Regions from separate parts of the Homo sapiens genome. Here region 1 is linked to region 2. A link is a loop called in an ENCODE intact Hi-C map of the cell type or tissue named here. Cell type or tissue: Caco-2. All regions are shown on one strand. Each heading gives the region's core, and the rest is flanking DNA. Links, peaks and the distances in the headings are about the cores only.

The links. A loop is a pair of places that touch in the nucleus more often than their neighbours do. Peaks named below come from ENCODE experiments on the same cell type or tissue, not always from the same donor. Only the 100,000 strongest peaks of a DNase experiment are listed, where the experiment ranks them.
Region 1: it touches region 2 in a loop (3-fold over the local background); 10 of 110 quality-filtered maps call a loop at or near these places.

What each region holds. Positions count from the first base shown.
Region 1 is chr13:91,240,822-91,256,446 of GRCh38, forward strand. It overlaps LOC105370313 (a long non-coding RNA gene), which reads left to right and starts at 820. Exons shown (of 3, transcript XR_931641.2): 1 at 820-890; 2 at 2,646-2,719; 3 at 10,813-10,849. It overlaps LOC105370314 (a long non-coding RNA gene), which reads left to right and starts at 10,872. Exons shown (of 3, transcript XR_931642.3): 1 at 10,872-10,910; 2 at 12,765-12,862. In Caco-2, for the core only: a CTCF peak has its summit at 7,161 (motif pointing left); no DNase peak of the experiment used is centred there; H3K27me3 peaks cover 142 bases.
Region 2 is chr13:91,064,794-91,080,418 of GRCh38, forward strand. No RefSeq gene overlaps it. Among named protein-coding and RNA genes, the nearest start is that of LINC00380, 19 kb to the right of the region's middle. In Caco-2, for the core only: no CTCF peak of the experiment used is centred there; a DNase peak (open chromatin) is centred at 7,928.

The DNA.
Region 1 (15,625 bases), core at 3,888-11,887, 180 kb after region 2:
TTCTGAAGGGCCAACATTCCAAACTTTAAATTGTTCACAAGATGGTAAGGGCATATTTGTTTAAAATGAAAAAGATCAGGTTGAAAATCGATTTTTAATTAACTGGATCTGGATCAGAGAACTTTGCAAATGAAAATACAGTAGGGCATCTAATCAGATAGGTTATTTACCCAGAATAATTGAATCCACGCTACAGCAAAGTCCTTAAAATGTGGCTTTGCTGCAATATATTTTAGTTCTCTGAGTGTGTTCAACTGTCTACAGCATGGAACTAATGTAACATGTAGCATGGATAAAATCCCTGCATGAATCATCAGTCTCATCTGGAGAAAAGCCATGCCAAGAGCAAGACCAGCCATGACATCTCACTTTTCTGTAATAATTGGATTGGTATTTGGAGTAGCATAACCTCAAAACTCTCCACACAATGTGTTTATCATACAACTTTGGAGCAATTCACTTGCCTAAATTCCCCATTAGAGTGTGGGCTCCTTTTGAGGAGAGATTTATCCCCTGACTAATACCTAATAGGCCCTCAGTAAATGTTCATGATTTAATCTGTAAACAGTGCAGAACACTAAGACCAATTTAGTTCAATATATTATTTATTTATGCTGTACAAGGCATAGAGCTGGCGACAAATAAAAGGGAAACCATGGATATCGTCTGGGAATGTATAATCTTCTTGGAAAATAAGACAGGCACCCATGAAACATTTACAACCAAATAAGGTGGTTTGTAAACTTTATGTTTTAATGAGTGATACAAACAGTGAATGCTGGCAGAATTCAGAGAAAGAAGAAATCTGTGTTGGTAGAGTGACAGGCAAGCATAAACACCATCATTAGAAAGGCAAAGGAGAAAAGAGGGCATCCACTGGGTGGAATAAGGTAAGTCTGACACATTCACAGGACAGATGGGAAATGGGGCTGCCTGGAGTGGATGATTCACAATGAGGAGTAAAGACAGCAAAGGTGGAGGGGTAAGGCTAGAAATAAATGAGAAAAGCCTTGAAGCCATTGTGAGAAGTATGAATAGTGTAATGGAGAAAAACACTGAGCTAAATCAGGAGATCTTGTTCTAGGCCTTCCTTTGGCCCTGTTTGCTGCTCTAACAAGTGCACTGCATTGACTTCAGTTTCCTCATACATGAATCGAGACAGACCAAAAGACTCAAAGTTCTAGGCAAGATAGAGTCCTGGGCAGAGAAGGTACGAGCAAGGAAATGCCACGAGGAGTGAAAGGTTTGGGTAAGACCAGTCTGATGCACAGAAATGGCCTGGGTAATGGCCAAGGAAGTGTTTGCAACAGCAAACCAATTACCAGAAGACAAAGTTTTAATATAAGGAGCAAGTAGAAGAAATGGAAATGTAAGAAATATTTGAAGGCATCATTAATCAGACTCAATGACTTGTAGAAGGACTGACTTAAAAATAATGGCATTGCTCTGGCGCGGTGGCTCACGCCTGTAATCCCAGCACTCTGGGAGGCTCAGGCGGGTGGATTACGAGGTTAGGAGATTGAGACCATCCTGGCTAACACAGCGAAACCCCGTCTCTACTAAAAAAAAAAAATAGCCAGGCGTGGTGGCGGGTGTCTGTAGTCCCAGCTACTCAGGAGGCTGAGGCAGTAGAATGGCGTGAACCCGGGAGGCCGAGCTTGCAGTGAGCCGAGATCGCGCCACTGCACTCCAGCCTGGGCAACAGAGCAAGACTCCATCTCAAAAACAAGAACAACAGCAACAAAAATAATGGCATTGCTTTGAACCTAGGTGACTAAATATTAGAGTCTAATTAGAAAAAAATATATATTAAGGGCAAAGCCAGTGTGAAATGCAACCACACAAGTTTGCTTTGGCTCTATCCACCCTAAATACCTTCCCTCCACTGTAAGAACCACCTTTTAGTTTCAGCCTTAGGTTCCACAGCAAGAACCTCTGGAGTGTGAACTTGCTGAGGATCCTTAATAGCCACTCCTATTTCCCCATGGCTCATGTGTGGGTTTCCAACACACCACCTCCTCCTGTGTTCCTCACATCTGGGCTTTCTTCCAGATCTGTTCAGCTTCCCATACCAGTTGCTCTTTTGAGGCTTTTCTGCTATTTTAGATCTCCATTCTCAAGTGAATGAAATCTGACTGAAAATGAATGCTTTCTCAAGAAAATTACTATGGTTTTGTTGCAGGATGGGCAAGCCCAAGTTGGGGCTTAGCCAGGGAGGGTTTTTGGCTTTACCCAGGAACGAATTCAAGGGTAAGCCAGTGGTGTTAGAGAGCACTTTTTCACTGAATGGTACTGCCCCTTGTAGAGCAGGGCTAACTCGGAGGCAGTGCGCCCAGAGTTGGCCACATATGGGCTCTTGGTAACCGCATTTATAGTCACGTAAATCCACTTCCAATTGCATGCAAATTAAGGGGTAGGTTGATACAAATTGAGGAGTGGGTTATTTAGAACTTTCTAGAAATGGGGTGGTAATGCCAAGGTTGTTGCCATGAAAAGGGGTGGTAACTCCAGGTCATTGCCATGACACTTGTAAACTGTCATGGTGCTGATAGGAGTGTCTTATGCTAATGAGCAATGAGCACCTTGGGATCTCTTTTTTCATCATCTGCTGGTTCCTGACAGTTTCTTCATTTCATCCTGTCTAGACCAGATCCTGTTTTGGTCAGCAGAATTCTGACCAGAAAACAAGTGCTGCTGGTCTCCTACCTCCATTTGATAAGTAAGTAGGAATACTGGGTACTTGATCATCACAACAATCTTTGAGATATTGTATTATGCTTCTCTTGCTGCGTGGTAAATTACCACAATTGTAGTGACTTGAAGCCATGGCCATTTATTAGCTCACAGTTCTGTGGGTCAGAAGTCTGTGACTGAGTTCTCTATTCAGGTTCTTACAAGACTGAAATTGAGGTGTTGGCCAAATGGAGTTGTTATCTGGAAGCTTTGGGGAAAATTCCACTTCTAAGCTATTCAGGATAGTGGAAGAATTCAGCTACTTGTGGCGGTGGGATTGATGTCCACGTTTCCTTGATGGTTGTCAGCCGAGGGTTTTCTAGCTCCTAGAGGCCACCCAGGGCCATTGTGTGGTCCTTGAGGCCACATACATTTTTGTCAATCGGGCTGGTATGCGGTGGTGTGATCATAGTTCACTGCTGCCTTGCATTCCTGGGCTCAAGTGATCCTCCTGCCTCAGCCTCACAAGTAGCTGGGGCCACAGGCGTGTGCCACTGCACCCAGCTAATTTTTAATTTTTTTTGTAGAGACAGGATCTTGCCATGTTGTCCAGGCTGGTCTCAAACTCCTGGGCTCAAGCAATCCTCCTACTCAGCCTCCTGAAGTACTAGGATTATAGGTGTGAGCCACCGCACCTGGCCTATCTTCCTTTTTAAAGGTCAACTGTACCATAGAACATAATATAATTACAGACCGAAATCTTCGTATTCACAAATCCAGGGGCTATACAGGCTACATGCACCAGAGGGCAGAGAACATTGAGGGCCATCTCAGAATTTTGCCTAGCACCGGCATATGATGGAGGAGACCCAAAGCTGTCCTAGACATTTTCAGATATTTCATTCAAAGGCTGATATTTCCATGATGTTTATTAATGAGTAATTTAATTTAGTATTTAAGAGCATGAGATCTGGGGTCTGCCTCCCCAGAGGCATTTTGCCTCTGTCACTCATCCGATATGTGGTCCTAATCAAGATCCTTATAGCCTTCCCAAATTTGGTTTTTCACATCATCAAGATATGGAGATAAATAATACTTGGTTTATATATATGTTATAAAGATGAAATGAAATAATTCATGTAAAGCTTTAACACAAATTCCTGGTTCTCAGATGGTCGACTGGCTCATAAATGGTGGCCTTTTCTTTTTCTCTTTTTCTAAATGAGACTCGGAGATATTACTTTTTCCAAAACTGCACAACCACTAAGCGGAGGACCTGAGAATCAATTCCTAAATCTCTCTGGCTTCAGAACCTACCCTTAGGCTGCCAGGCTACTCAAGGTTTCTTCATAGCCTCCTGCAATAACTCAGAAACATTACATCTTTATTGATTCATCAATTAACATAGAAGGCATCAAAAACAGCTTTGATGTACTCCCAGCTTCAAATATACCAGTTTTTCTGCATCTGACTTTTATACCCTTACAGCTCCTCCTTGCACATGGGGTGAACTATCTAAGGCAACCACTTCACCTGTACGGGTTCATAGCTCTTCTCACCAAATAAAGGAGCACTCCTGTAATTATCCCCTCTTTTCTGCACCTTTAATCATTCCCACACTTGAGGATCACTTCCTTTAGCATACACACACACTGATATAGCTCCTACCTTCAAAGCAAAAGCCTCCCTCTCCCTGTGTCTGCTTCAGAAAGTTAAAACCTCTACTTCTTATCTGTCTCAATAAACAGCAGCTCCATTTTTCCAGTTGCCTTCACCAAAAACCTGGAGTTATCTTTAATGCCTCCCTTTCCCTCATACTCCACATTTATCAGCAAATTCTGACAGCTCCAACTCAAATATAAACCAAATCTGGCTATGCCCACTACCGCCATCACCACCACCTCAGTACAAGGACCTCCCATAGCCAGTGAAATCCAAAGTTATTGTCAGGTTTTACAAGGTTCTTCATTATCTGACACCAGGTTTCCTCTCCAGCCATATCTCCAACCACACTCTGCTGCTCTTGTTCATGCACTCCAGCCTCACGCCTGTTCCTGGAAAACACCAAGCAAACTTCTGCTTCCATGCCCTTCACATTAACTGCCCTCTGAAGGAGATGTCCTTCCACAAACACACACAGATACCCTTCCCCTCATCCACTTCATTCAGATTCTGCCTCAATTGTATCTCCTTGGAAAGGCCTTCATCACTTTTATTTATTTATTCATTTATTTATTTTTGGTAGGATCTCACGCCGTCACCCAGGCTGGAGTGCAATAGCACAATCTTAGCTCACAGCACCCTCCAACTCCTGGGCTCAAGTGATCCTTCCACTTCAACCTCCAGAGTAGCTGGGATTATAGGAATGTGCTACCATACCTGGCTAATTTTTTTTTTTTTTAATGTTTCGTAGAGATGAGGTCTTGCTGTGTTGCCCAGCCTGGTCTCAAACTCCTGAGCTGAGAAGATCCTTTTGCCTCAGCCTCCCAAAGTGCTGATATTACAGGCATGAGCCACCCTGCCTGGCCCCCTCTTTCTTTTCTCCTTCTTTCTTATTACCAAGTATTACTAATGTCCCTGCATATTTTTAATTCAATGTGCTATAATTAAGTACCATCATCTTTTATTTCAAATTATCATGAGCTGGTCTCAAACTCCTGGGTTCAGGCAATCCTCCCGCCTCAGCCTCCCAAAGTGCTGGAACGACAGGCATGAGCCGCCACACCTGGCCTCCATCATTCTTTATCACATGTACTTAACTAAGTTATATATGTTACATACTTATTTGTTTATTAATATTTTTAGCTTTTTTTAATACAAATTATTTTGTATTCACTTTCTCACTTATGTATTTATTTGTTGACTTGCCTGTCTTTGCCCCACTAAAATGGAAGCTCCATGAGAGGCAGGGGAAGTTTCTGCCTTGCTCAATGCTCTATCGTTTGTGTCCAGAATACACAAGTGCTTGGCACTTCATAAATATCCCAACATATTTGTAAAGTAAACAATGTAAAGGTTTTCCTTTCATCCTGAAATCATTCCGTCTGCCCTCATCCACAGGTGTGGATTAAGATGCAGCAGGCTTTGTGCTAGCTCCTGGGCTTGTAAGAGTAAATAAAATACACATGGTTCCTGTTCTTTTGAAATTTAAGACTAGTAAAAGACATAGACGAAGAAATAAGCAATGAAAGTCTAATTTTGTGCTATAATAGGGGAAGGGTGGTATGACTTAGGAACACACAAACGTGGCATCTCTCTGAAGACGGAAGAATTGTTCCTGCAAGAATTGGCAGATAAGTTGAGATCTGAAGGAAGAGTAAAGGTTGAGGGAATGGTATTGGTAGGGGTGATGATAGAGATTATTTTTCTATTTGTACTTAGAGAGTACAAAAATTCAAACAAACTGGTTTTGAAGGTACTCAAATTTTACCCAAAAACTAATCCATAAATCATTGATCTGACGAAGAAAAGTATATGTAATTTTACTTGAAACCTTCATTTTATACTTCAATAAAAGATACTCTGATGTTTTGGGGGTTTTTGAAGGTCAACTTACAAATTAGCTTTTATTTTTACTTTGAATAGGATAATGTTGTATGCTACTAAATCCATTTAATTCAATAGGAAGTTACTAAACACGTAGCATGTGGATAAAGGTAGTCAGGATGCCATCTCCCCAGGAATGTATAATTTTGTAGAGATGGTAAGGCCTATTTGCAGATAATTAAAATACAAAACAATAAATGAATAGATGTACTTTAGGAGTGGTTCAAAATGCTGTGAAAGTGAAGAAGCCCAAGATAAGAGATTATTGATTGCCTCCATTGAGTTTACCACATATGCAAATAGAGAAAAATCTCATTACTAAAGGCTTCAGGAAGTTAAAAGAATTTTTTAAATCCCTAGAAGTCACTGGAGACTCAAGGCAAAATATATTCTTCAGAGGAGAGGTCAGGAATGTAAAAAAGAGAATTAAGAAAAAGATGATACAAGTAGCTTTTTCTCTTTCTACTGAGACCAAAGTTGGAATTTCAATAATGAGTTAAAAAAGCAAAAGTGTTATCTTGTTTATATTTTAAGCTAAAGTGAAAAGTAGTTCATTAATCTTCACCTATAACTATCAAAGATAAAGTGTTAGGTTATATGGACATTCTCATGTAAGAACCCCAGTGCTGGCTCTGTTGTTTATATACAATTTTCCAACAAAATGTACACAAAATAATCCAAAAGCATAAGTGAACAACTTTTATGATATATTTTTTACTGTTGACTATAATGTTTTAAGAACTCAATTCCCCTATTATCTTTCCTTATCCCACAGTAATGTATAAATTAGAAACCTAACCATACTTAGTAAAATGAGACTTTCAGTGTATGGAATATAATTCCTCAGATTTTTAGCAGGACAGTTTTCTTCATTTCCAAGAAGAGTTATATGAAAATTGTAATATCAGATTTTGGGTTGATTCCTTATAACATAGTGCCATCTAGAGATTAAAGCTGATGTTGCTACAAGCTACATTAAACACAACCAGCTTCTAAAGTATAACATTATATTTTATAGCTAATGAGTATAGCAGAGTAGGTTAAGTTTTCATTAAAGTATATCTACATGGAGTATATTTTAAATAAATTAATGACTACTTACACAAATGGATTTGCATTGGCATCTGATATTTGCATTGTGTGGCTTCTCATGTGAGCAGGTGGTATGCCTGTGCTGATACATCTAGCAGTTTAACTGAGGAAAGTTATATCGAAGTACAAGAATATTAATTCGATCAATTTTTGTAAAAATGCGTAATTGAACTTCTACAAAGAAGAAAGATAGTTTTCATTATAAATATGAAATATTCATTAACCACCCACTATGGGTAAATAATGCATTGTAGCTACTAGGTGTATTTGTTTCCTGAGGTTGTCATAACAAATTACTGAAAACCTGGTGGCTTAAAATAGCAGAAATTTACTCTCTCACAGTTCTGAAGGCAAGAAGTTCAAAAGCAAAGTTTTGGCAGACTGCAGTCTCTCTGGAGGCTCTGGGGGAGAATCCTCCTTCCTTGTTTCTTGCAGCTTCTGGTGGCTTCTGGCAATCTTTGTCTTCCTTGGCTTGTAGCCACATCATTTCCATCTCCGTCTCTCTTTTCTCCTCACCTCTGTGTTGGGCTGTGGCTGCATGGCTGCAGTCTCTGCTTCTATCTTCACATTTCCTCCTCTCTCTGTGTGTGTCTCTCCTGTCTATGCATCTCCTCTTTGTATGTCTTACAAGGATCATTTATTGTCCTTCTATTTATTGTCTATCATTCAATTTGGTGCCTGTCTAAATAATCCAGGATGATATCTTCATTTTTAAGACCCTTAACTTAATTACATCTACAAAGACCCTTTCTCAAAATATGGTAACATTCACATGTTCCAGGGATTTAATGTGGACATATCTTTTGTGGAGGAGGGCCACCATTCAACCCACTACACCATGTTTTTTGAGACAGGGTCTCACTTTGTCACCCAGGCTGGATGGAGTGCAGTGGTAGAAACATGCCTCACTGCAGCCTTGACCTCCCAGGCTCAATCAATCCCCCGACCTCAGCCTCCTGAGTAGCTGGGACTACATGCCACCATGCCTAGCTAATGTTTTCAGTTTTTGTAGAGATGGGGTCTCCTTATGTTGCCCAGGCAGGTCTCGGACTCTAGGGCTCAACCAATCTTCCTGCTTTGGTCTCCCAAAGTGCTGGGATTACAGGCGTGAACCACTGCACCCAGCCTACACTATGTTTTTAAAAAGAAAGAAAAATCTATAGAAAAATAAATGGTTTCTACTTCAATAAGTTTACAGCATAATTGGAAATAAGGCTTATATATAGATAACAACTACCTAGATCAGGGTTTCTTAACTGGCACTATTGATTGACACTTGGGGCCCGATAATTCTTTGTTGTGGGGTGCTGTCCCCATGTTTTTGAACGTTTTGCAGTATCCTTGGCCTCTATTCATTACATGCCAATAGCACACCCCTTCTCAGTTCTGACTATTAAAAATGTCTCCAGAAATTGCTAAACATCTCCTGGGGAGCAAAGTCCACCTCAGTTAAGAACAAGTGATCTAGATTATCATAAGTAAATGTAATAAGATAAAAGTTCAGAGGAGGAAGCAATCAAAATGGACTGGGATAGTTAAAGAAGGTTTCATGGAAAAAAATGAGAAATGAACTAGTTACTAAATGAAAAAATAGCACTTGAAATTGGGGAGGGGGTAATGGAAAGCATTACCAGCCTCTAAGATCCTCTTGCTGAGAAGCATTGTGAGCTTGTCAAGACCAATAATCATACGCCTTAACTTTATGCATCAAGTTCCCAGCACCAGCCCCTGGCACAGAGTAACTCTTAAAAATGTCTTCTGAGTGAGCCAATCAATGATGTTACTGTATTAACCCGTTTTCACACTGCTATACAGAAATACCCAAGACTGGGTAATTTATAAAGAAAAGTGGTTTAATTGACTCACAGTTCCACATTTCTGGGGAGGTCTTAGGAAACTTACAGTCATGGCAGAAGGGGAAGCAGGCACATGTTACATGGCAGCAGGTGAGAAAGAAGAGAGAGCAAAAAGAGGGAAGAGCCCCACACTTATCAAGCAACCAGATCTCCTGAGACTTGCTCACTATCACTAGAACAGCTTGGGAGAAATTGTCCCCCAAATCCAACCACCTCCCTCCCTTGACCTGTGGGAATTACAATTCAAGATGCGATTTGGGTGGGGATACAGAGCCAAACCGTATGTTAGATTAGTAGATTGGAGTCTGAGTGTGGAAAATCTTAAAGAAAATCGAAAGGAATCTGAAAGCTATTCTATTAATTATGAGGAAATCTGGATGGATTTTGAGTAGAAAGATGAACTGAATAAAGCAAGCAGTGGCGTACAGAAAATATTGGAGAGGCCAGAAACAAGATCAAGAAAGATCAGCTGAGACATTATTAAAATCGTCTTGCTGTGAAGCAATGAGTTCTAGTACCAAGATGATAACAGTGGGAATTAAAATGAGGTATCAATGACAAGGAAAAATAACTATGAGTTTCTCATTACTGGTTTTGGAGAAGATGAGAAAAAGGCATAAAGGAAACCTCTTAAGTCAGAATGACAACAAGGATAGTTTGTTAGTTTGAGAAAATAAGGAAGTCCAGAGAGAAAGAAAAATCTTGAGCATGAGGTGAGGGTACACATACACGTCACTGAGATGCAGGACAGATTATTTTTAGGTTAATTTTAGGGTCATCTTTCAACAAAAGTGATAGTAGGTGAGAAAGGAACTAAAATGTAAGATAATTTGTTATCAAATTTAGGAATTACTGGCTAGATATTATTCCCATGAAAATTCATAAGACCCTTTGGATCACTAAAAGAGGTCATTTTGCAAAGATTTCTGAAGCCATTAGTTTGAATTCAAAGTCATTGATTTTATTTCTATTCAACAACTTTCATCTTAGACGCAAAGGGGTGGGGGGCAGTTCCAGATTACTGCATTATTTATACTCTGACAAGCCAGACACTCTTTCTTCTCGGTGCAATGATTTTCACGACAAAATGAACTCCAAATCACCAGTTATTTTAACATGGCAAACAAGTTTGAGAAAAAAGTTTATTGTAAAAACAAAACGAAACAAAGAAACGAGAGAGACTCTAATTTTCAAAATTGATTAAACTAGATTTTTCTCATTGTTGCCATAGTTTATGCAAACTGATTATTAATGACTTGAAAAAATAACTGTAAAATTATTTTAGTTAATTTTTCCTTCTTTCTCTTCATTTTCTATTTGGAAATATTTAAGTTGTTGCCCTTCAGAAGCATTTTAATATTGTAAGTTACAAGTTACCATATATTTTTTGAGATTGCAACGTTGTATACTTAATTAAGAATACAATTTCATTTCAAAAACTAATCACTAAGCTAGGAATGAGTAAATGAAGAACAGAGGCAACTCAATCTCCAATATGTCTTAAAGGAAATGGGAATATTTTTTACTGTAAAGATGATTACCTAATTATCTTACTAACTGTGTAGGAGCGGAGTTTTTTGTTTGTTTATTTTGTTGGTTTTTTGTTTGTTTGGTTTTTGAGATGGAGTCTTTCTCTGTCACCCAGGCTGGAGTGCAATGGCATAGTCATGTCTCACTGCAACCTTGCTCTCCCAGGTTCAAGAGATTCTTCCACCTCAGCCTCCCAAGTAGCTGGGACTACAGGTACGTGCCACCACGCCCCGCTGATTTTTGTATTTTAGTAGAGATGGGGGTTTCACCATGTTGGCCAGGCTGGTCTTAAAGTCCTGATCTCAAGTGATCTGCCTGCCTTGGCCTCCCAAAGTGCTAGGATTACAAATGTGAGCCACTGAGCCGTTTTTAAATCATAACTTGGAGACCCTTTTATAACAGTTTGATAGGTAAAGGCAATCCTCTATCTAGCCTACACATTAATTTTACATAAATTAGTGAGGAGAATGCCTGCACCTTTAAGACTTTTGGATGACTAATTTGATGAATAATGTTTCCTAAATTTGTGAAGTACACAGCCTGCACAAATTGTATGCAGTGGCCATAGGCACATCGCTGAAATTCACACAGAGGTAATTGTGATGGTTAATGTTATGTACTGATTCGACTGGGCTACAGGGTGCCCAGATATTTGATTAAAAACCCCCATGTTTCAGGGATAAGGTTAACATTTGAATCAGTAGACTGGGTAAGACAGATTGTCCTCTCCAGTGTGGATGGGCTCCTCCAATCCACCAAAGGCCTGGATGGAAGAAAAGGCTGAGCAGGAAAGAACTCACTCTCCCTGCCTGACAGTCTTCGAGCTGGGACATCAGAGATCACTTGACTTTGGACTCAGACTGGAACTTTCACTGTCAACTCTCCTAGTTCTTAGGCCTTTGGATTGCAGATCTTGGGATAAATCAGCCTCCACAACTGCATGAACAAGTACCTAATAATAAATAAATTAATAACGCATTGATTCTGTTTCTCTGAAGAACCCTGATTAACATGCTAATATATTAGATCATGCTTTTAAAAAAACACATTTTAGAAAATGTGGCATTGAGTCCATGCATTTATAAACCATAATATAATGGGGATTTTCTATGTAATCAAATATTATTAATATCTAGATGAGAAGGGAAATTCTAAAGAAATTAGTAAAGTTTATGTGGAAAGGTTTGTATCAATTAAGAAACACAAAAATTGGATTCTGATTATTAGTCTTTCTAATTGTCAAAGTACAGTATGATATAGAAGCATGAACTTTCAATCTTATTATCTTCAAAAATTGAGAGCATTATATTGAAGAAGTTTAAAAAATCTTGTCTAGTATAGACTTAAAATCTCAGACACATAATGCAGACACAGGTGTATCTAAAAACAACGTGTATCACTGTGTATTTAAATTTTAATTTTCTTTTAAATTTTTCATTAGTTATTAAAATTTTCAACCAAATTACTGAGTTCTAACAATTTTGCCTTTTGTGTGACAATATCTAAGAGACTGATTTTCTTTTCCTTTCTTAATATAATAATTTTAATTAAAGTAAGCACTATAAGGGAGCCTGATTTCTTAAGGTCAGTGTGAAACAGCCACAACAATAAACAAACAGATATTGTGGCTACTTAGAGATTTTATGATTTTCCCTGTTTTAAAAAAATTGTGCAGGGAATTTGCAAGGCCCCTAAATACTTCTGAATATGTCATGGATTTCAAGAGTAAAGCAAGTTTCCGGAAACTTACTTTGCTTGTGGCAGAAGAAATCAGAATTAATTCCCCCACATCATATAGTCCCAAGGAGAATTGCATTCCCTTGGCTACATGAATTAGTATTTCCTAAGTGTGGATCACAGAACTGAGCCCAAGGTAATTTACACCTAATGTATGTTGAATATTAACATAGATACATCTTTTAAGTGATTTTAAGGTTCTCGCATGTAATAAAAATGTAAAATGATCAATCGTAATTTTATGTATGCCTTAAAACATTTTTTGTTTGTTTTGGGTTTTCATTTTTGGCTTTTGTGGTTTTTGTTTTGTTTTTATTATTTTGTCCTTAGGTAGACATTGTTGAAGGATACCTCAAAGTACCCAGAAGGACAGGAGGAATTGCAGAACCTCAGGCTGGAGGGTATCCCTCAAAACGAGCAAGACACAGGTGAGCCAGAAGGTGGAACTGGATAAAACTTATAAATAAGATCTGTGGGTTTCTCAGAGGTTGAAATTTAATAAAAGATAGTATAATAGAGCAGTTCAGAATACAAACTTAGAAGGGAATGCTTTTACACTGTTGGTGGGAAGGAACCTTGGTACAACCTTTATTGAAAACAGTATGGGATTTCTCAAAGAACTGAAAATAGAACTACTATCCCACCCAGCAATCCCACTACAGGATAGCTACCCAAAGGGAAAAAATATCATTATATCAAAAAAAATCTGCACTTGTATGTTTACCACAGCACTATTCACAATAGCAAAGATATGGAATCAACCTAAGTGTCCATCAATGGAGGGTTAAAGAAAATGTGGTATAATTATACCATGGAATACTACTTAATCATAAAAAAGAAAGAAATCACCTCTTCTGCAGCAACATGGAAGAAATTGGAGGCCATTACCCAAAGCGAAATAACACAGAAATAGAAAGTCAAATACATGTTCCCACTTATAAGTGGGAGCTAAACAATGAGTACATATGGACAGGCAGAGTGGAACACTAGACACTGGAGACTACTAAGGGGAGGAAGGTGGGAGGGTGGGAGAAGGGTGAGGGTGGAAAAATTACCTATTGGGTACGATGTTCGGTATTCCGGTGGCAGTTACCCTAAAAGCCCAGACTTCACCACTATGCAATACATGCATGTAAGAAATCTGCACTGGGGCGGGCACGGTGGCTCACGTCTGTAATCCCAGCACTTTAGGAGGCCCAGGCAGGTGGATTACCTGAGATCAGGAGTTTGAGACTAGCCTGACCAACATGGTGAAATCCCATCTCTACTAAAAACAACAACAACAACAACAACAACAACAACAACAAAATTAGCCAGGTGTGGTGGTGGGAGTCTGTAATCCCAGCTACTAAGGAGGCTGAGGCAGGAGGATCACTTGAACCCAGGAGGCAGAGGCTGCAGTGAGCTGAGAGTGCACCACTGCACTCCAGCCTCGGCGACAGAGCAAGACTCCATCTCAAAAAATAAAAAGAAATAAAATAAAAAGAAATCTGCACTTGTACCCCCAAATCTATAAATCTATTTTTAAAATTTTTATAAAGAACACAGAGTCAGACATGTAAAATTCCAGTTTCAGCCACCTACAAATCATGTACTCTGGGTACTTTACTTATATTTTTAAGCCTCCATTTATTTATCTGTAAAGTGAATATAGTTGAGCAACAGAGACACGTAAGCTTCTATACCACTGGTAGAACCCCAGTCTGGAGCATGTTGCCAGCTCACAGGAAGCCAGGCCCCATTCACAAAATATGCCAAAGGGGCAGAATTTGTGTCATTTTATGGACTGGAGATTATTATTCTTGTGGACAACTTTCTACAGCTCTGACTTTCCTCCATCTCAGCTAGCAAAGGTGCCCTGTGATTTTCAGTGCCACTGACGTCCTTTTGTCATGAATGTAAGGAGAAAGAAGGAGCTGCATTGTGGAGTGCACTGGATTTTTTGAGAAAATTTGCTAATCACTAAGGATAATATTGCTGTGATGCATAGTGCCTTTATTCATTGTGGGTTTAACTTAATCCATGAACATTGTACATTTCATCATCATTTTTTCAGTTTGTTCCTATTGTTGTACTGGAGTTGGTGTATGTGAAGACAGCATTATCAAAAAAGAGAAAAGCTTATATCACTTCCTTACTTCTTTAATATCCTCTTCATTTTGGGATGACTTATTTTCCCTCCGTACCTTTTGCTAAAATCACGTTTAGTTGAAAGTGAGAAAGCAAAGACTATTCTTTGTTTTTCCTTTCTGGTGTCAAAAGCAAAAATTAAAATCAAGGAAGACACCAATACCATTAAACGTCTGTTATTTAACTCATTAAAATTGTTTGTGTCAATTGAATATTCAAAAATTATTTTCTATTTATGACTTTTATCATTTTTTATCTTTCTAGAACTAAATAGTTACACTAACCTATAAATATAAACACGAAAAGTTAACTCAGCTAACTCTCTCCTCCAAAATCTTTTTTAAGTACTAAAATTCACTCAACAGAAGACAATGATAAGAAATTCACTTATGTAAGACAATTAAGGTTATTTATCCTACACTACAGTAAACCTGTTGATAGCTCTCTAAGGTTTGTAGCATCTTAAACTTCAATGTACACAATGAGAACTTTTAATTTCTTTCCATTCTTTGGTATGAATTTAATGTTCATTTAGCTGTGAAACACGTGCACCTTGTGTGTTGAAATCCACTTCATCTCTTATAGCAAGCTTGTCCAACCGGCCCATTGGCCACATGTAGCCCAAGATGGCTTTGAATGTAGCTCAAAACAAATTCATAAACTTTCTCAAAAAATTATGAGGGGTTTTTTTGCGATTTTTTAAAGCTCATCAGCTATGGTTAGTGTTAGTGTATTTTATGTGTGGCCCAAGACAATTATTTTTCCAAAGTCGCCCAGGGAAGCCCAAAGATTGGACACCCCTCTCTTAGAGAGTTTTTCTCTTTCTCACTAAGCAGTGTGCATTCTAACTACAGAGGCTCTTTTAAATATTTAGTTCCAGTTACTTAAGATTAATTTAAATATTCTGGAACAGTTTCCCTCAAATGAAGACGTTTTCTATTATGCACACAAACCTACCTCAGAGCAGAAGTTACAAAATCAAACGCTACAGGAACAAACGTTTTGCTCATATAGCCCCTAAAGTAATTTCGGAAAAACTATGCATCCCTCACGTATTTTTA
Region 2 (15,625 bases), core at 3,230-11,229:
GTGAGAAACAGTGTCTTGATTAAAGGATATTTAAGCCAAAGTTATCAGTTTTTCTTAATTGGCTCGTTCCAGGTGATCTGTTCATGGACAGCTGGGGAATTTTCAGCTGTGGTCTATCTCAACACCAACTGATTTGGCTTGATTGTAGAAAGGGAAGGCCTGCGACACTTTTATAACATATCTCTGAGAATACAGAGCATGTGACCATTCCCTCACCCAGCCATGTTACCTCATTCTGTTTTAACTTTGAGATCTCAGTTAGGTACAAGGAGTCAAGGCACTCTGTTTACAATGCACTGGAGTCACAGTATTTTTTTCAAAACTAATTTGAAAACAAAAACAAAGCTTCTGAAATTAAAAGAAAAGTATTAACTCTTGAATCAAAGAAGACATCAACATCCAAACTGAAGAATATGTAAAAATATTAAGAGGCAAGCAAATCAAAACTTGTAAAATTCAGCAAAACCAGTGTTCTACTATATGAAAATTCATATTTTTATCAACAGTATTAAATAAAAAGAAAATACTGATATAACAGTAGATGTTCCAGTTTTAATGGAAATATTTCTTATGTTTTACCAGTAAACACAATGCCACCTCCTGATGTAATATACATGTTTGTTCTGTTTCACCCTCAACTGGATGGATGTACTGCAATACAATTCTGAAACTAACTACCCAGAGTTAACATCAGACTCCACAGGCTTAAAGTTTCGGTCTTCCTCAAGACTGTTCTTCAGACTCCGCCTGCATTTGGGGGGCTCCTGCGCCACCCGGACGTCCAATCAACTATAAATTCAAGCATTCCCATGACCCCTTCATGTTCGATAATTTGCTAGAACAACTCAGGAAAATGGTGTGAAAGGAAAATAAATTTGGGGGCCCCCAAATCACTAAGCTAGAGGGAAAAGTCAAGCTGGGAGCTGCTTAAGTCAAACCTGCCTCCCATTCCATTAAAAGTCACCCCTCTGCTCACTGAGATAAATGCATATCTGATTGCCTCCTTTGGAAAGGCTAACCAGAAACTCAAAAGAATGCAACCATTTGTCTCTTAACTACCTATGACCTGGAAGCCCCCTCCCCGCTTGAGTCATCTAGCCTTTGCCTTGAGTTGTCCTGCCTTTCCGTATCAAACCAATGTTTATCTTACCTATATTGACTGATGTCTCATGACTCCTGAGAATGCATAAAACCAAACTGTGCTCTAACCATGTTGGGCACATTTTTTCAGGACCTCCTGAGGCTGTCATGGGTGCACGTCCTCAACCTTGGTGTAAGGTACATGGATGTGCTTTGGTCAAGGAATAGGCCAAGGCAACTATCCAGGCCTGCATGACTCAGTGAGTTTGGTGCACAGGCGCACACCTCCACTTGTCATATAACCTGTTTGTGTAAGTTCATACTTGGCTCTGAGCCACTATTGTCTGTAAAAGGTATAATTGTCCTGCTAACGCTGTACAGGAGCTCTTGGGGCTTGACTCAGTTCAACATGGCTTACCATGGCAGGCATGATGGCACCCAGAGAAAGAGAGAGAGAGAACCAGAGCTGTCCGTCTTGTATCCACAGCATGGCTCGCACTCGTGCCCGGAGAGAGAAAGGGTTAAGTTGCTGACTCTGAAGGCAAGGGAGAGCCGCTGGGCCATGCAGCTGCAGACTTGGGGGCAGCAGGAGCCGCAGAGCCAGAGCAGACAGCTGAGATAAGGGTGAACAGTCTGAGAAAGCTGTTGATGACAGTTGCTGCTGAATAAAATTATCTTTCACCTGCCTACAACCCTGTGAGTGTTCTTTCTGCTCATCCACCCACTTCCCTCGGACTTCAGAATTGGCTGGACACAGACCCTGAGATCTGACACTTGGCAAAATAAGCATTCTAAATTAACTGAGATTTGTGTTCACAGTGGTAGACTTATTATTAGAGGCCTTATAAAAGATACATATAGGGTGAGGCTTGGGAGAGACTGAAGAGTTTTATGTAATCTCTACGTGGAGTCAGGGCCATCACCCTCCAGACACATCAATGTGTTTTCCGACCAGGAAGTTCTACTGAGCTCCTTCTTGGAGTTTCATTATGTAGGCAATTGAAGAGGTGTTGTTGGTCTGGGGTAATACCCAAGGTTCATTGTCTCACATGAACAATATTGATTGATGTCTCATGACATCATCAAGGACGTGGACACATAAGGAGTGAGGTTAAGAGTGTAAGTTTTAATATGTGAAAGAAAGAAAATAGCTCTCTCCTGCTGAGAGAGGGGTCCCAAGCAGGTTTTCTGGTTCCGTGGTGAAATGCAAGGGTTTTATAGATGAGCTTGAGGAGGTGGTATCTGATTTACATAGTGTATGAAAGATTGGTTGGACCAGGTGTGTCATTTGCATATGGGCATGAAAAACTGGCTAGGGCTAGGTGTGCCATTTGCATAGCACGCAAAAAGCTGATCACCCCCACCCTAGTCTTTCATTACGTAGATGTGTTCTCTACCTGGCCAGTGCCATGCTGCCTGTTTCTTTACTGTACACATGGTGACAAAGAAAAGGGAAGATGAAGCCTCCATGTTGAACATTCCTAGCCCTCAGGTAGCCCTTTTCTACTGGCACAGTTGCTGGCATTCCCCCATGAAAGCTTCAAGCTTGCCTATCTATGTTTGCAGTTCAATTTTTCAGGCTGCTCTTTGTTAGAAAAGAAATGATTTGGGGGCTGCTTTTTTTTTGTCAAAAGGGAAATTTTGCTGAGGACTCTTTTACCCTTACTGTCTGCCTAAATAATTTCTTTCTATCTCTTGGTATCATAACCATTGGCCATGTGATTAATGAACTCAATTTCTAGCCCCCATCAGCTCCCTGGAGGTCAGGCTAGCTCAAAATCCCTAGCCCTCTGGTCATGTAATTGGCTTTTGGTGAAGATACCCCATTCTGAGGCTATCTGGTGACCCACCTTGAGTCACAGTTAGCCTAACAAAGACATTCCTATCGCTCAGTAAATTTCAAGGGTTTTCTGAAGCTCTGTGCCTGAAGCCTAGGTAAAATAAATAACATCTTATTTTATTTTACATAGTTATATACTTTATTGATATGCTACAATGCCTGATCATGTCAATGAAATGTCTCTCCTGAACCAAGCAAAGTCTCAGGAGGAAATCAGGTAACATACTGAAATTAGGGTAATTTGGTTTTAACAAAGGTATGACTTATTAAGGTGAGGCTGGGTATCAATGAATGAACCTCAAAAGATATTTCAGTAAACTTGGTATTACTTGAAGGCTAGAAGGGACAAGGGGTTGAAGCCTTTAGCAGAACTTAGAGTAAGAGAGTCATATAGAAAGGCCACTCAAGGGGAGTAGAGTTGTTTCCTTGAGAGACACAGTCAGCCGGAAGCAATACTTCAGAGAGGGAAACAAGAGCTAAATATTCTGACTTCTTACCCTAGATCTCCTCTAGGGAGATGGGGGACAGGAATCTCCATTGGCTGAACCTTATCTGGACCTCCAAAATTGAAACTGTCCTTTGATGGCGTCCATACAGGCTGGCTTCCTGAGGGACAGAGCAAGGTGAAGAAAGATTGAGAGGAACAGATGCAATATATCCAGCATAGCATGGAGCATGGGTGTAGACTTTTATGTAACACTATCTCAACATCCATGGAAAATGATCTTCTGTGTTTGCATTTGGCCTATTAATATGGTAAAAACTACCTAATGGCTAAACCATTCTTAGGATTCTGGAAAGAAGCTCACTTAATCATAATATATCATTTTCTTACATGCTGTTGGACTCTATTGGTTAACTTTACAGATTTTTGCATCAATATGCATAAGAAGGATATTTCTGCAATTTATTTATGTTCCCTGATGTCTTTCTGCCTTTCTTTTGCATAAATAAGGATTTATAAAAGTGTTTGCCAAACACAAATATAAAAAATACTGAATACAAAAAGGTAGAAACTCTGGTATCCACCTCTAACAATAAAAATAACCAAATCTTGGAAGTTTGAAAACTTCCCTGGCTTTCCTTCCCCACCAATAACCCATTAAGAAGAAATGGTAAGGGTAGAGAGAGAATCTGCGGGGATCATAGATCATTTAATCTTTCTCCTTATACTTATAGGAATGTTCCACAGAGCAGGTAATTCTTTGACTGGTCTATGATATGGCTAACAAACATTGCCTTTTCTTTTACCCTTTAGTTCTCTCAAGGCTTCAGTATTAGAAAAATTGATTATCCTAATAAATAGGCAGCTCAATAATATAATTTTAAAATTGCTTAATATTAAATTAATTAATCTGTAAAAAGCTGCCATACAATTTCTGGTAGTATTTGTTACTGCTCATCTGCTTTTACAGAAGAACTTGAGTGGTTGGTTCTAGAAAGGGAAATTCAGGTAGTCTGTAGCTTTGATCAATTTGACCTGTGTGTGTGTGTCTGGGTGGGGTGGGGGGTGTATTTGACCAGTTATGTTAATTACAACATCCTAAGGAACAAAAGTGTATGTGAGAAAATACACATACACACCTCCTCACCTGCCTACTGATACTATTAGACCACATCCCTCCATTTTTTTCTCTTTTCTCTTCAAGCCACATACTTAACAGATCATTAGTAGAAATGATAATTGTCTTCTCTGTACAGAAAATGAGTATCTCTAATCTTTAGCTCATTGCTAAAAATACGTAGATGACATTTGAGTACTTATTTTTCCAAGTAGTGCTAAGACAAATTCAAGGATAAATTTTACTGGCAAACAGGGGTGATATTATGTGCCTCTCATCAATCTAAAGTTTTAATTGAAGGGATCAGATGCCTCTACTATGAATAGTTTGACATCTTTAGCTGTATTTGTACAAATCAGTGGAAAATATTGCTCAGTGTGTCCACTACTGACTATATAATAGATATTTCAATGTAGGATGCATATTTCAAAATCTTTTTGTAACATTTTAGGGACATTAAGTCTTCCTTGGAAGTAAACTTGGTAAGAAATATTCAGGACCATTCAACAAATCAATGGACAATGACATGTTTCGATATAAAATCAAACAGCTAAAATAGTGCAGACTATTTCCCACTTAAAAGCACTGCCATATATACTTCTTCATCCTCTTTAATGTATATTCCCACCCTTTACTTTGGTGAATGTTAAAAATACTACTAGCATATGGATCAATATTGACTCTCCTAAATGTTCTCAGAGTTTTCCTCCAAAAGACATGCACACGTTACAAAAGCCAATGTGTTTATAATTTATTACAGTTCAAATATTGGGCCATATATTCTTGGTTCTAGTCAAACACTATAGACATATTTAATGGTAAAGATAAACCAAGCATTTCTAGCCAGTCACATTCAACTGAAATTGATACAGTGTAGTGATGATTTAGAGTGCTTCTTAGTTTAACTCAAGTAATTTTCTCTTTTTTTACTTTGAGATTGTAAATCTGACTAATTGCTTCACACTCTCTAGAACTGCTTCTTCTTGCTAAGTATAATTGCTACATCTGGATTCTCCTACACCCAGAGTAATTTTATGGAGGGCTTACCTACCGATCTCATTATACTTCCAGCTCTGATGCATCAAGCACCATGCTGTTATTTACCTACTTCAGTATACTTGATAAATTAAATCCAGACCTTGTTCAATGTACTCCTTTACGGCACAAATATCAAAATTTAGTATGGGTAAGATTAAACTATTAATAATATGCATTTTACTTCTTCCACAGTGGAATATACATTAGTTGTCTTTGATTTGACCACAGAAACACCAATAGCAAAGAAAAAGTAATAACGTTATTTGTGAAATAGATGAGTTTGGGAAAAGAGTATTCTAGGATAATTTTTGAGATGGAAAAGTGATTATATTCTATCATTGCTTAATCAGCTCTTAGCTAAAATAAGGTAATGCATAGATCATAAACAGGAAAATGAGAAGATAAAAATAGTAAAGAAGGCAAGAAGAATTGCTACCCTGTACGAACACCCATTGTAAAGCCAGTTATTTTGATAACCACAAAGAATTGCCTTCTAAACTAAGCCCTAACAAACAGAGTTGATTTTTTCACTTAGACCATATTATTTCAGTCTTATTAAGAAAACCAATCCAATCTGATGAATTTTTTGTTGCTTTGCTCCGGTGCTCACAGCTGGAGGGAGGGACAATCCATAGGCTCTTGTCAGTAGCACCTCACCTCTTTGAAGTTTGTTAGAGTTATAGTTCCCTCTAAAGATTTTATCTTTTGACTGTTTTCTCTCCAGTAAAGCCATTGAGCAAATTCATTTGCATTGGCACTGAGGCTTCACTCACCTGAAATATTCCAAGAACAATGTTCTCATCTTTCCTGCTTATCTTTGGAACATTTCTCTGCAGATAATGTGGTGACCTCTCTGTAGCACACACTTCTTAGAAGAGCAGGTAGAAAAGTCTGCTCTGAGATTTGAATGTTAACTAAAGCACAGCTTTTTCCAGGGCGAAGTTCCCCTCCAACAAAGCTTTGGGACACAGTATGGAAATGTTGTTTATTCTACAAAGAACTCTTAAGTGCTAACACAAGTGAATGTTTCTATTTGGGGTCGGTGTCAATTTAGGTGGAAAAATAAAACAGAACATTTTGGGGATATTTTTGAAAATATAAAATACAGTCTATCAGAAACAGTCCTCTGTAGCCTACAGTTAGGAGGTGATATTGTTTGGTTGTGACCTCACTCAAATCTCATGTTGAGTTGTAGTTCTCATGATTCCCATGTGTCATGGGAGGGGCCCAGTGGGAGGTAATCAAATCATGGGGCAAGTCTTTCCCTAACTGTCCTCATGGTAGTAAGTAAGTCTCATGAGACCTGATGGCTTTATAAATGGGAGTTCCCCTGCACAAGCTCTCTCTTGCCTGCCTCCATGTATGATGTCCCTTTGCTCTTCCTTTGTGTTCTGCCATGATTGTGAGGCCTTCCCAGTCATGTGGAACTGTGAGTCAATTAAACCTCTCTGTTTTATAAATTACCCAGTTTTGGGTATGTCTTTATTAGTAGTGTGAGCATAGCCTAATACAGGAGGTTCCTTGATGGATGTGAAACCAGGTAGTAAAGCATTTTTTGTCTATATGAGTTATCTATTGCTGAGTAACAATGCCAAAACTTGGTTACTTGCATTGATAAAATGTATGGCTCTTACAATTTGCATGGGTTAGAAATTTGGAGGTGGCTTAGCTGACTGGTTCTGGCTCAGGTTCTCATGAGGTGACACTGGCTAGGGCTCTATTCATCCAAAGGCTTGACTGGGGCTCCAGAATCCTCTTCCAATATGGTTGACTCCTGTGGCCCCTGTGGCTGTTAGCAGAAGGCCAACACTCACATAGGGGTTTGTTGGCAGAAATCCCTTGCTGGATTTTGACAGGAACCCTCTGTTTCATGCCACATAGACTGCTTCATAGAACTACTTTAATGCCCTCGTGACATGGCAGCTGGTTCCCCACAGTGTAAGAAATCCAAGAAAGAGCATAAAGAGAAGGTCACAATGTCTTCTGTCTCAGAAGTCACACGCCATCAATTCTACCATTTTCTATTTGCTTTAAATGAGTCTGTAAATCTAGTCCAGGGAATGGAATTGAAGGGGAGAATATAGTAAATTTTGCACCCAGTTACCTACAGTGAATGTCCTTTTCACTTAGTAACATTTTGACTGCTTGAACAATATTATGGTGGACAGATTTTAAGATGAGCTCCGTGAATTTTCCTTCTGGTCTTCATGCTTTTGTATCATTCTCTCTCCTGAATGTGGGCAGAAACTGTGACCTGCTTCTAACCAATGGAATGTTGGAAAGGCCATGAAATGTACATGATTACATAAGATTGCAGTGTCTGTCTTGCTAGGTCCCTCTCTTCCTGTTGCTGGCTTTGAAGAAGCAAACTGACATGACTCCTACCACCATGAGTTCTGGCTGGAATGAGGAAATGAATTCTTTCATAACCTGAGAGTGCTTGGAAGCAGGTGCTTCCCCAGTTGAGCTTCCAGCTGAGAATCCAGCCTCAGATGACACCTTGATTGCAGCCTTGAAGAAGATTCAGCTAAGCCATTTCTAGATAATGAATGCGTGTTGTTTTAAACCATTAAATCTGTTGTGATTTGTTATGCTCCATAAGAAACTAATACAGTACTGAAGTTAGGGAAGCCAAGTCTGACCTCTTTTTTTAAATGTTTTAAGCCATAGTACCTTGAAGAAATAAGTCACTTCACATCTTAGTATCAGTGTCCTCATCTGTTCAACAAGAGGGTGGTTTTAATAAGATCGAGGATAATCCAATCATCTTATGTCATGAAACATTACATGTGAGGTCAATAGACAAAGAGGCTAAAATAGATCTCCTCTTATTAAATAGGGAGAAAGATCCTCAAATATCTACCCTCCCATTTTATAACCCAGTAGTTAGGAGAAGCACAGATTGAATATTTTCAGACTGGATCACTTTTAAAGTGTCTAGATTCTTCTAGCCTAATCAGCCCATGGTTTTATAACAGCTTTAAAAGAGAAAGAAAAAAGGGGAAAGACCATGAGCACACACCAGGTGGACAAGGGAAAATTCAAACATATAGTATAAAATTGTTCTCACCACCAATGGCATGGCCCCTACCACTGCCAACCATTTCCCCTTTGTGCATGTCTTTCTGAACTATGTGGCAGACAAAAATAGAATGGAAGTTCACTGCTGTATTAGTCGGTTTTCATGATGCTGATAAAGACATACCCGAAACTGGGAAGAAAAAGTGGTTTAATTGGACTTACAGTGCCACATGGCTGGGGAGGCCTCCTAATCATGGCAGGAGGTGAAAAGCATTTCTTATGTGGTGGTGACAAGAGAAAAATCAGGAAGAAGTAAAAGCAGAAACCCCTGATAAACCCATCGGATCTCGTGAGACTTAACCACTATCATGAGAATAGCATGGGAAAGACCAGCCCCCATGATTCAATTACCTCCCCATGGGTCCCTCCCATGACGTGGGAATTCTGGGAGATACAATTCAAGTTGAGATTTAGATGGGGACACAGCCAAACCATATCAAATGCTATTAGTGTTCATGGCTTTGACTTACAAATAAAATGTATTTCAAAGTCATGTGGAGTAACATATACTGTTAAATGTAAAGCAGCCAGAAATTTACTCAAACTCAGTGAAAGATATTAGTCAGCTGTGTGTGTGTGTGTGTGTGTGTGTGTGTGTGTGTGTGTGTGTGTGAGTGAGTGTGTGTGATTTGGGGAGCGGGATTGATAGAGTAGGTAGTAACAGGCTCGTTAAATTTTACCATTGCCCCCAACTACATCTATGCCCTTTGCTAAGGGAGTTTACAGTTCCATTAAAGTTTAATGTTATATTCCTCTGTCCTTCTAATTTGGGTTTGGTCATGTAACTTACTTTGGCTAATGGCTTGAAGGCAGAAGAAACAGTATGACAGTTACAAGACTAAATTTTGAAATACTTCACATCTTATCTCTTGTGCCTCTGCTACTTCCATATGACAAACCACACCCCTAGTAGCCAGTTTGTCCAAGGAGATTAAAAGACACATAGGTAAAGCCACCCCAGGCAACTATGCGCCTTCAGATAGAAACAAAGGTAACCAAGCTGGTTTAGCCTGAGGAAGGACTGCTAACTCAAGCCCGCCTAGATTAGCTAAGTCTACTAACCCACAGGTCTTTTAGAATACCTGATTACTGCTTTAAGTCATCAAGTACTAGAGTAGTTGTTATGTAGTATTGGAATATAGCTAACCTATACACTGAGCAATGGTGTTAGGAAAGAATCTTATGCATATTCTCTATCTCATATCTAGCTTCTCAAAATGCACTATGTTCCTTCCCTTACACATGCTAATAATTTAAACTTAACAGCGTTACCACTGAAAGTGTCCATCTGACTAACTAGTGACCGTATACCAGACAAGGACTGGTAAAATTGCTCTCTATTGGAAAAGTGTAAACATTGAAAATTTTGAAAGACCAAGGACAACATTAAATTGATAGTGTAAATATAGACAACTAAGATCATTAAGGTATTCTAAATAGCTGATATCTTTAGTTATACAAAAGCATTCCTATTAAACAAGAGGTTTTAGGATATGAAGGTTGTTCAGTGCATATACATTTATCATTGCTATATCTTCCTGGTGGACTGATCCTTTGTCATTATGTCATATTGCTTTCTGTCTCTGGTAATTTACTTTGTTCTGAAGTCCAATTTATCTGATATTAATACAGCCACTCCTGCTTTCTCTTGATTAATATTTGCATGGTATACATATTTTTCATCATTTTACTTTCAGTCTACCCATATCATTATATTTGGAGTGAATTTCTTACAGCCAGAATACAGCTGGTCCTCTGGATTCACAGGTTCTGCATCAGCAGATTTAACCAACTGTTCAAGAACCCTCAAAAAATAAAAATAACAGCAACAATACAGCAATAAGAAATAATAGCAATTAAAAAATAATACAGTATAACAACTAATCACATAACGTTTGCACTATACCTGGTATAAAAAGTAATATAGAGATTATTTAAATCCTACAGGAGGATATGCATACGTTACATGCAAAATCCTCAGATTTTGGGATCCACAGGCACCCTGGAACAAATCCAAAGATACTGAGGGATGGCTGCATAGTTTGATATTTTTCATTCACTCTCTCAAACTCTCTCTTTTAATTGGTATATTTAGATTATTTACAGTTAGTAAAGTTATCGATATATTAGGGTTTGTCTGCCATTTTATTTTGTTTGTTTTGTTTAAGATCTCTTATTTTTATTTGTTTGTTTTCCTTGTCTTTCCTTCCTGTAGGTTACTCAAACATACTTTGTAATTCCATATGAATTTTTCCATAACCTGAGTATGCTTGGAAGCAGGCACTTCCCTAGTTGAGCTTCTAGTAGAGAATCCAGCCTCAGATAACACCTTGATTGCAGCCTTGCAGAAGATTCAGCTACAGTGATTTCTCTTTAGTGATTTTTAATATACCTGCAACATTCTTCTTAACAACTGCATAGAATTCCATTATGTAGATATAACAGAATTTATTTAATTAGCCCCATTTTGTTCCTTCTTCACAAACATAGCCTAATGGACTTTTTCTGACACTCTGGTTTCAGACCTTTTTCCATTATGATAATCACTACATTAAGGGTCTTCTTGTCTAAAATAATATTTACAGTTTATTTTTCCCAATGAAAAGTGGTAATATTCTAGGAAAATGTCACAACGTCCTTGCATCTCAATTTTCTCATATGCTATGTAACCCACACAAATAAACTTGTATTTTCTGAGACCATGCTACCTGCAAAATAAAAATAAAATCACATTAAAAGAAATACAGAATTGCTTTGCCTCTGACAGCAGCCTCTATTATGGAATTTTGAAATACCCCCACACATATTTTTCTCAGTGGCCCTGGGCATGCCTCTTGTGTCCATTAACACAGCCTTCTCTGTGAAATGTGGAAGGAACTGTTTTTCTCCTCTTTTCTAGCTGTAGTTTCCTGAGGTGATGTGGCCGATCCATCTGATGCCCTTTGAGCCATTTGAAGGATCTTTAATACCACTGGTGCAATTTCTCCTGAAAAGATTTTTCTGTGCAATGTCGTCACACTTTGTTGGAGACTTTTTGGTATTAAAAATAGAATTACCATTTTCTGGTGGAGGAATTGTTTTATTCTTTAAGAATGTGTGTGTGCAATAAACAATTCAGTGGGCAGTTTTTTTACCCAGCTAACTGAATCAATTTAAACATATAGTCCTTAAATGTTTTATGATTAAATAATTAATCAATTTAAATATCATAACTCCTGTATCTTAAACTATGAGTTTCATGGCCCCAATCAAAATTCCCATAACATTTTTTTTCCTCTATACAGCAGGCCTATGAGTCATTCATAATCAGATACATAATTGGTCAAACCAATTAATCAGCAATCATCTGCAAAATAATTAGAAAATACAATCTTATTCAAGGAGCAGTAGATTCAATGGCCTTGTATTACAGTTTGACTATATCATCAAAATGCAGCAGATGCATTATTACATTTCCTTTAAATTGGTGAGAAGTCTGTATCCAAACCATTAAATAAGGTGTTAACGCTCTAATTCAAAATTCTTCAGCATAAGAGCATTGAATTGTATCTCCTAACAGTGTAAAAGATTTTTTCCAGGTAATTTTCTACTCCATTACCTTATGTGATGCACAGGAGCATAGCTACACATCAAGTTGGCTTTTGAGCTGATAGCTTTTTACTGAGTATTTATTGAGCATATTATTCTATGTTGTAAGGCACAGCGCATCATGCAGATTTTTTTCAGATTTATTATTATGACTTCCCTTCAAGAGGCACATCTTCTTTTATAGTATGAAAACCTGAGAAATTTTGACCTTTTGACCCAGAGAATCAGTACCTAAAGGCAGACTTCTTAACTGGGAAGTCCACTGTGTCATGCATTTCCCCATAAAAAATGTTCATGTTGTCTTCATAGCAGCAGTCTGAAAGAACAATAAGTCTCTTACAAACCTACATTTCATGGGTAACTTACATTAATATGATGCCTGGCAAGAGGAAATGGAAGCTTTGTAGTAACATATGTAAGTTTGTATTCATTTAAAAACAGTCGTGCAATTTGCATGTGACATTTAATTACAGACATCATTTAAACATTCTTATAATGGTTCAATGCTGAGGCTCCAGGCTGCAGCTAACCAAGTTGAAAATCCTGGCTTGGCCACTTACTAGGTATTTGAACTAAGACAAGTTTCTTATTTATTAGGCCTCGGTGTTCTTCATCTTTAAACAAAGGGGTCTATTTTTAATACCAACCACATACATTTGAGAGATGACTAAGTAAGATAATGCAACTAAATAATTTAGCAGAGTTTTGTTTAGTTAGGGCAAAATAAAGATTAAATATTGTTATTATATCTACAGGTTGGTATATGGTTAGCTTTGCTAGTTAGTACACTTCACTGTAACCGTACCAGAACACGTCATCGAAGATTACTTGAGAAATGAGAAGGAAAAAATCAAAATAAATAAACTTCTAGGTACTAAAAATCATGTAAGATCTGTTGTTGTTTTATTGCTTGAGTATCAATGGTATAAAAATACAGTACTCAAGAGCCCATATCATCTATAAAAAAAACAGAAAACACTTATTCCATCTTTATAAATAGACAGGTAGCTCTAGGAAGAGAAACCATACAATAAACACTAAAGTAAGCTTTAGAAACAAACATTTAAATCTTCATTCTCAAGTTAACGTTTTCCAAAAACACATCGTTTTATTTTAGTCCTTTGAAATAGAATAGTACCAAGCAAATTTAAAATGTGCCTCGTTTCTGCCTTTCTAGATGCCATTACATTTGCTTACTAAGCCACTTCTCGAGTTAAAGAAATAAAACATACACACTGCTTTCTAGAGCTTAAAATTATGTCTCTTTAAATTAACACCCGTCTCTCCAGCAGAGGGAGCAAATAAGTTTTTGTATTTTCATTTCTACCAAAAGAACTTCTTTGACTTACTATGTGCTTTTGTATAAAACACTTTGAATGCTATATTAAAGAATAAATTTGTAATAAGAATGTATTTAAGTCAACTCAATAGTACATATTAAATGTTCAAAAAATACTCCTAGGTGTAGGTCTTATGCTTTTCATTTTGCTAAAGGCACTACATCTGTGAAAATGTAACTCTAAATATTAGCCACACAAAGAAAAATTATTTTTAAACTCTTGAAATACTAAACTACATATATACGGTACATTTTAAACAACTATGTATTCTAGAGTTTTTTTATTTTTGAATTTTTTCTTAACTCCCTCTTAGAAATCTAATAGTAGTAGAAACATGCCAAATAAATGTTGGAAAAAGATTGTCACATATCTTGGGATATGCTATGTTTGTGAGTTAAATGTGTAATATTAAACTCACATTGGATTACAATGATTTAATTACTTAGACTTTAAAATCATAATTCTTAGGGTGTAATTTCTCTTAGATTTAGTTCCAAAATCATTTCAATAATTTGTAAATGGCTTTAAATTTTGAACTTAATAAAATAAAAACTCTTTAGTGAGTTTTTTCCTCCTCTGTTATCTAGTTTTTCTTTCATAATTTTAGGAATAATGAATTAATAGTCCTAAGAACTAATGACTACTTATTCTGAGAGACCCTAGTAAGGCAAGAAAGCTTATAGGCTTTAAGCATAAATTTCTATTCTTAAGGAGAGCTTTATTAAATGTGTACCTGATGCATTTAGCATTTACAAATTCTCAATATGTATCCCAGAACTAGGACTGACATGTTGAATTTTTTAAGTTAACTGCTCCATATATATACATATTTAATATATATAAAACAAATTATTGTATAATAACAAATCCTTTTAAGTATTTAAAATAACTCTAAAATTTGACTTTGGTTCTGGCATTGACATGAAGGTACTTGGAGACCTTAAGAAAGTTGCCTACGGTTGCTAAGATGTATTTAACCACAGCAACTCTGCAAACAGCCTTGAACACTGCAGTACTCATACTGTACTTCTTAGTTCTATGTTAGTTACAAAGGTACAGTTGCTAAGATATGTTTAACCACAGCAACTCAGAGATGCAAACAGCCTTGAACACTGTAGTATTCTTACTGTACTTCTTAGTTCTATGTTAGTTACAAAGGTACAGTTGCTAAGAGGCAAACAGCCTTGAACACTGTAGTATTCTTACTGTACTTCTTAGTTTTATGTTAGTTATAAAGGTACGGTTGCTAAGATGCAAACAGCCTTGAACACTGTAGTATTCTTATTTACTTCTTAGTTCTATATTAGCTACAAAGGTCTCCAGTCTCAGACCATCCCTCAACATGACAGAATGTATTTGGTGTAATAGAATCTTATCATACTCAGTAAAAAGGTTTGCCAGGACCCTATATCCTGGCTTTTTGTTGTTGTTGTTGTTGTTGTTGTACTTCAGAGATGATTTCTACTAGCTTATCCCAGTAAATGTGAATAATAATGCTTTCCTTTTCAATTCCAAATATCTATAGGAATCTCTGGAGATGCTTTCAATATTTGTTGAATCTCTTGCCTCATAACTCATGTCTTCTTTATGCCTGAGAAAATATGCAAGGCAGAGAAATGTTCCTATTCTCAGTGAGCGCCACCTCCATACCTCCAGTCCAAGCTACAAATGTGGTTAAGTCCTGAACCCATCTCTCCTTCACCAATGTGGCAAAGTAATCAAATATATTGCTTCTACCTCCTAAAGTCTTCCAAATCGATTTACTTCTTTTTCCTTTTCTACTGCACTACCATCATCAGAGACCCTATCTCTCAACTTGTGTTTCTACAGTAACCTACAGACTGGCTCATTCCAGTTCATTTTGCTTACTACACCCAAATTTATTTCATTAAAAAGCAAATATTATCATATTATCCTGTTTCAGTCCCTCGACAATTTCTAAATGCCCTTTGTATAAAATCTAAACTTCTTCACATGGCTTTAAAGAACCTTAATGGCCGGGCGCGGTGGCTCACACCTGCAATCCCAGCACTTTCGGAGGCCAAGGCGGGCGGATCACAAGGTCAGGAGATCAAGACCAACCTGGTTAACATGGT